Regions from separate parts of the Homo sapiens genome. Here region 2 is linked to region 1. Evidence: chromatin loops called from intact Hi-C (ENCODE). Cell type or tissue: CD14-positive monocyte. All regions are shown on one strand. Links, peaks and the distances in the headings refer to the core of each region. The heading gives the core; the rest is flanking DNA. Region 1 overlaps FGD3 (FYVE, RhoGEF and PH domain containing 3). Region 2 overlaps FAM120AOS (family with sequence similarity 120 member A opposite strand).

Region 1 (2,903 bases), core at 97-2,596:
CCTCTGTACAACACGGCTGCAGGCCTCTGTGTGCAGGGCACTCGGCCTCGTGTCATTCCAAGGGGTCTTGCACACTGCATGGTGCTGGTTTTTGTGTAGACGTGGACCTCCGCCCCCTGAGGAGTGGAACCGGGGCCTCCTCTGGCCTCCTGTAACAGCCCAGCTGGGGACAAACCACTTCCTCCCTTTCACACCCAGCTGGTCAGCCCCACCCGGCTCTGGGGCCACTGAGCAAGTTGTGAAGATTTGTACTGGGGCTCAGTCAGACACTTTGCAGGCTGGGGGGCCCAGGGCAAGTCAGCTGTGTGCCTTGGTTTCCTCCCCTGCAAGAATGGCTGACCAGCATCCGCCCTGGGTGTTGGCAAGCACCGATCTGAATGGCAGTGGCACCTGCTAAGCACGTCCAGCCCCGAACTACAGTGAGCCTGGCACGACTCAGTCACCACTTTACAGATGAGTGTGGCCATGCTGTGTGACCCGAACATGCCTCTGCCCCTCGGGCCCCCTCTGCACAGTGGGCACAATCACGGTGGCATCGGGTTGTGCCGCCACTGCCGCTGGGACCCTGCCATCAGTCCATGCACCTCTTGAGGTGGCCCCGCCACTGTCCCACACTGCCAGGCACAGCACGGGGTGCTGAGGAGGCTTTGGTGGGCGCAGCACTCCTTCCTCACAGCCCCATGCTACACAGGCCCGCATCTGCTAATATCTAACCTGCAGAGTGCAGAGGAAGCTTCTGGAGACACACTGTGTGGGAAAGCCTAGCCCCCAGGACACGTCTGGGACCACCCTCCTCTGTTCAGGCAGAGGAAGGCTCGCGCTACCCCCCGCCCCCCAGGCCTGGGTGACATGAGAGGGGCTGGCCGTGGTCTCGATGCCCTGGCTGGTGCGCTGCCAGCCGATGGAAAAAGGCTCCCTGCATCTGGTCAGCCTCGGACCCAGGCCCCTGCCAGCCTTCGATGGGGACACGGGCAGGCACCGTTCATCTTGTGAGAGCCTAAGCCACCCCCAGACGATAGGCAACACTGTCCCAGCACTCAGCAGTTTACAAAGGCTTTTCACACTTGCCATTCGAGGCCCACAATAACTCTGAATTTTTACACATCATGCTACAGGAACCCAGAGAAAGACAACAGAACAAAAACAAGACACCATTCCGTGCCACCACAGCCACTTCCTGCCTTGAAAACATCCGTCTCCCTCAAATGGCTCCTGCCCTGAATGTTCCTACCACCCCAAAGTTCCACAAAAGCAGTTAGGATCTCAGGGCTCGGCCAACACCTCAGGACCAAGCCCACTCACCTGTCTTCTGAAGGCGAGCGAGTTTCTCCTCTGGGCTGAACTTCGTGCAATAGCGAAACACAACTTCCTTTTTTCTAATTTTCGCAATATGGGTCACAACATGATGGTGCATTTGCATTTCCGCATCATTACGCTGGGTGAGAGGAGCTTGGCTTGCTGATTCTAGAAGGTGCAACTTGCAGGGTGGCGGGGGCAATGGCAAACAAACATGCAATCCACAGCTCTCCACTGATCAGGTGCTAGGCTCACAGCTGCGGCGGCCGTGCTGGTTTAAAGGTTAACAGGGCTGCTCACAGAGGACCCACAACCACCATCCTCCTGCTTCTGCTGGGTGGACTTTTGTGAGTAGATCTGCTGTGTAGATCTTCAGGGAGGAGGGGCCCAGCAGGGAATGAGGGGGCCGGCCCTAGACCAGACAAGCCCAGAGTGAGCCCAGAAACACACCATCAGAGGCTTCCTCAGACCCTCTTGGTTGGGAACAATGAAATGGCCACAAGTTAGAAGGTGAAGAGGCCCCCTGCAAACAGATATTTCAAGATGCTTCCTGGGAGACCTGACCCACGAGGGCTGCTCCAGCAGGCCCAGCACCTGCCCCGCTGAGCAGCCCCACCAGGAGGGCACCCTCATTGTTTTAGGGAGAGAATCAATAAATAATAACACCAGGTCCTGAAGGGCTTAGAGTGCAAAGTCTGACTCAATTTTAATAATGCTTGTTAATCCAGGCTTATATTCATTTTTTTTAAAGCAATTTCTCACCTGGGCATGGTGGCTCATGCCTGAAATCCCAGCACTTTGGGAGGCCAAGGAGGGAGGATCACTTGAGGTCAGGAGTTTGAGACCAGTCTGGCCAACTTGGTGAAACCCTGTCTCTACTAAAAATACAAAAATCAGCTGGGCATTGTGACGCATGCTTGTAATCCCAGCTACTAAGGAGGCTGAGGTGGGAGGACCGCTCGAACCCCAGAGGTGGAGGTTGCAGTGAACTGAGATTGCGCCACTGCACTCCAGCCTGGGGGACAGAAAGAGACTGTCTCAATAAAAATAAAATAATAAATAAATAAATAAAAGCAATTTCTCTGGGCCTCAGTTTCCCTGTGCCAGGTGCTGCCGCAGGTGCCCTGTGAATGGTTACTCATTGGGCCCCTTCATGCCCCTGTGAAGTATGGTTATCCCCGTCTGACAACAGGGAAACTGAGGCTCAGGACACAGTGGTGTGCCCCTCCCTCCCAAAAGCTAAAGGCTGAGGTGATGTGGAGTTTGTCCCTAAGTTCCCTGCCTGTGTGAGGATGCAGAGCTACACCCAGCCGTGACAAGGATGGGGTGGACAGTGTCACCTGAGCTCGGACGCATGGGTGCTGTGGCCTCAGCCATATTGCTGAACTTAATCTTTTCTTTTCTTTTTTTTTTTTTTTTTGAGACGGAGCCTCACTCTGTTGCCCAGGCTGGAGTGCAGTGGCGCAAAGTCAGCTCACTTCAACCTCCACCTTCTGGTTTCAAAGATTCTCCTGCCTCATCCTTCCAAGTAGCTGGGATTATAGGTGCCCACCACAATGCCCAGCTAATTTTTTGTATTTTTAATAGAGACTGGGTTTCACCATGTT
Region 2 (2,903 bases), core at 259-2,758, 480 kb before region 1:
TCTCTTAAGGGCTAAAAGTTTATAATCATCCCTTAAACACTCTGTGATGGGATCTTCAGGATCATCTTTTGAAGTAAACTATATTTTACAATGTGATATAAATCAAGTGAGTTTTTTTTTTAATTAGGAATTCCCGTAAGTATAAAGCCATTTTAAGATGTACATTTTAGAGACTAGCTATTGTTAAGTGGTCTGTTACATTTGTGTAAACCATAAAGATCTTTCCAGAGGAAGCAAGTCTCTCATACCAGAATATGAAAACACTAGCCCCAGGCTTGAGTAACCTAGATCACATGAAGCTGACTTCCTCTGAGGAGTCTAGGACCTCAGATATAGGTGGGAGCACACAATCACCCTTCTGGAAACAGCTAAGACTTGTGGCTCAGGCGTTTGACCTTGCTGACAAAGGAAGAGGTCAGGGTTGACGAGAGCTCCAGGAAGAATGAAAGTGCCTCTGGAAGGCAGGAAGAAAGTTACTGTAATACTTTATCCTTAGGGTGGAACAAGAGTCTGGGAAAGCTCTGCCCTATAAAGTCCCCTTCCCCATTCCTCCCAGGTCCCAGGTGTGGTGGTATAAGGAGAGTTGGCCCAATCTGGGAGCTGAGGGATCTGAGACATCCATCTACTGCATCAGTGCACTCAGAAGTGAGGATTTTGGCACAGTTATTCATGAGACATCAGCCCATCATATAAAACATGCCTCCAGTTTGGTTAAACTAGGAAGCACTATATAATATTTTAAAATCAGTTACATGTCACTGATAAAAGACTTAGTATTACCATGATGTTATTTTTCTTGAGGCAACATGATGAAACCCATTGTCTACAAAAAATCCAAAAATTAGCCAGGTGAGGTGTGCACCTGTAGTCCCATCTTCTCAGGAGGCTGAGGTGGGAAGACTACTTGAGCCAAGGTGGTGGAGGTTGGAGTGAGCCCAGATTACACCACTTGCACTCCAGCCTGGGCAACAGAGTGAGGCCTTGTCTCAAAAAAAAAAAAAAAAAAAAAAAACAACGATTTTTATGAAAGTTGGAGAACCAGGATTAAGACTGGGTGGGAACTAAGAATGACAGGTACTTTTAACAATACAGCTGGGATGCTGTTGATGACATGAATGAACCCCACTCTTACTGTAGTCATTTGCTCAAGATTCAAAGTCATGAAAAAGAGTAGAATGGACCAAACTTAGGTACTAAGAGTCCCCAGCCTGGCAGTGAAAACAGTATAGTTCCTTTGACTTTAATATGGGGAAACAGGTTCCTGGATTGACGATCTCACCAAAACTATACACAATTTTTTTTTATTTTTTCTCAGACCTTTCAGGGATGAATATATACAATTTCTGAGAAAGAAACCTGAGTACCTTTAGGAAGGGAAAAGGAATGCTGAATATCCCCAAATAACATGTCTTACATGTTTGGTAAGACTTACTGTACCCTGTCCTAGAAGATAGAAGATGCCCTGCCCTTAGAAGACAAAGAGACTGTAGAGCTATGCCTTCTAAATCTTAAGCCACTCTTCAGATAATGGATCCCTTCATGGTCAGCCCAAACATCTCAAGAACTTTTAATTTGTACCGTTTGTCTTTTTTTCCATTTATTTAATACCACAAATTCACTTTATTATTATGAAGCCAATATCTACATCTTCTCACAAAGATTCTCTTAAGAAATGCAGAACTGGCCGGGTGCAGTGGCTCATTCCTGTAATCCCAGCACTTTGGGAGGCCGAGGCGGGTGGATCACCTGAGGTCGGGAGTTCAAGACCAGCCTGACAAACATGGAGAAACCCTGTCTCTACTAAAAATACAAAATCAGCTAGGCGTGGTGGCACATGCCTGTAATCCCAGCTACTAGGGAGGCTGAGGCAGAAGAATCCCTTGAACCTGGGAGGCGGAGGTTGCGGTGAGCCGAGATCGCACCATTGCACTCCAGCCTGGGCAACAAGAGCGAAACTCCGTCTCAGGAAAAAAAAAAAAAAGCAGAACTCCTTACTGGCCTCAAAACATACTGTGACATTTCCGTAACCTACAGGTCTAGAAATCCTGTGCCAAATATGGTTAACTTGTTTGCTGAGAAGGATGTGGAAGAACTGGAACCCTCATACACAGCTGATGGGAAAACAGTCTGGAACTTTCTTAAAACATTCTGGTAAATGGGGGCCCGGCAAGCTAGAAAGTGTGGCTATAATCCCTTGCTTTTTTCCTTTTTTAAACTTTTTCTCTCTCAGTCCTGACCTAAAGATGACCCTAGTCAGGCTGGACACGGTGGCTCACGCCTGTCATCCCAGCACTTTGGGAGGCCAAGACGGGTGGATCACCTGAAGTCAGGAGTTCAAGACCAGCCTGACCAACATGGAGAAACCCTGTCTCTACTAAAAACACAAAATTAGCTGGGCGTGGTGGTGCATGCCTATAATTCCAGCTACTCGGGAGGCTGAGGCAGGAGAATCGCTTGAACCTGGGAGGTGGAGGTTGCAGTGAGCCGAGATCGCGCCATTGCACTCCAGCCTGGACAGCAAGAGCAAAACTCCGTCTCAAAAAACAAAAACAAAAACAAACAAAAAAATTCCCCTGAGAGAAAACCTGTCTTTCCAGCCAGAGGAGCAGGAAAAAATGACCCTATGGTCTGAAGAATGTGGAAATAATCCATCTTTTTTTCTCTCTCTGCTTTCTGCCTGAGGGGCGTTCCTTTTGGCAAAATGAGCAGGCAGTGTAGGCAGGTAATCATCAGAGAGAAAGCCCATCTTTCTAAGCCAGAGGATGAGGAAAAGGGGCCCCCTGGGTGCCAGGGAGTCTGGGGGGAAATCCTGAAGAGCAAAGACCTGAAAAGAGGATTCTCTAATTCTGTACATGAGCTGAATTCCGTGCTCAGCCCAGAGCTGCACATACAAGAGACAGAGC

What was found. Hi-C counts contacts between places; a loop is a spot of excess contacts. Peaks named below come from ENCODE experiments on the same cell type or tissue, not always from the same donor. Only the 100,000 strongest peaks of a DNase experiment are listed, where the experiment ranks them.
Region 2: a loop joins it to region 1, with 3 times the contacts of the local background. A loop is called at or near these places in 8 of 110 quality-filtered maps.

What each region holds. Positions count from the first base shown.
Region 1 is chr9:92,962,753-92,965,655 of GRCh38, reverse strand. The region is part of intron 1 of FGD3 (FYVE, RhoGEF and PH domain containing 3); the gene reads right to left. Among named protein-coding and RNA genes, the nearest start is that of FGD3, 17 kb to the right of the region's middle. RefSeq lists enhancers at 1-517, 1,154-1,263, 1,544-1,663. In CD14-positive monocyte, for the core only: no CTCF peak of the experiment used is centred there; DNase peaks (open chromatin) are centred at 185 and 1,405; H3K4me3 peaks cover 1,901 bases; H3K27ac peaks cover 2,162 bases.
Region 2 is chr9:93,443,693-93,446,595 of GRCh38, reverse strand. It overlaps FAM120AOS (family with sequence similarity 120 member A opposite strand), which reads left to right. Exons shown (of 3, transcript NM_198841.4): 3 at 1-2,903. Among named protein-coding and RNA genes, the nearest start is that of FAM120A, 6.5 kb to the left of the region's middle. In CD14-positive monocyte, for the core only: no CTCF peak of the experiment used is centred there; no DNase peak of the experiment used is centred there; H3K27ac peaks cover 271 bases.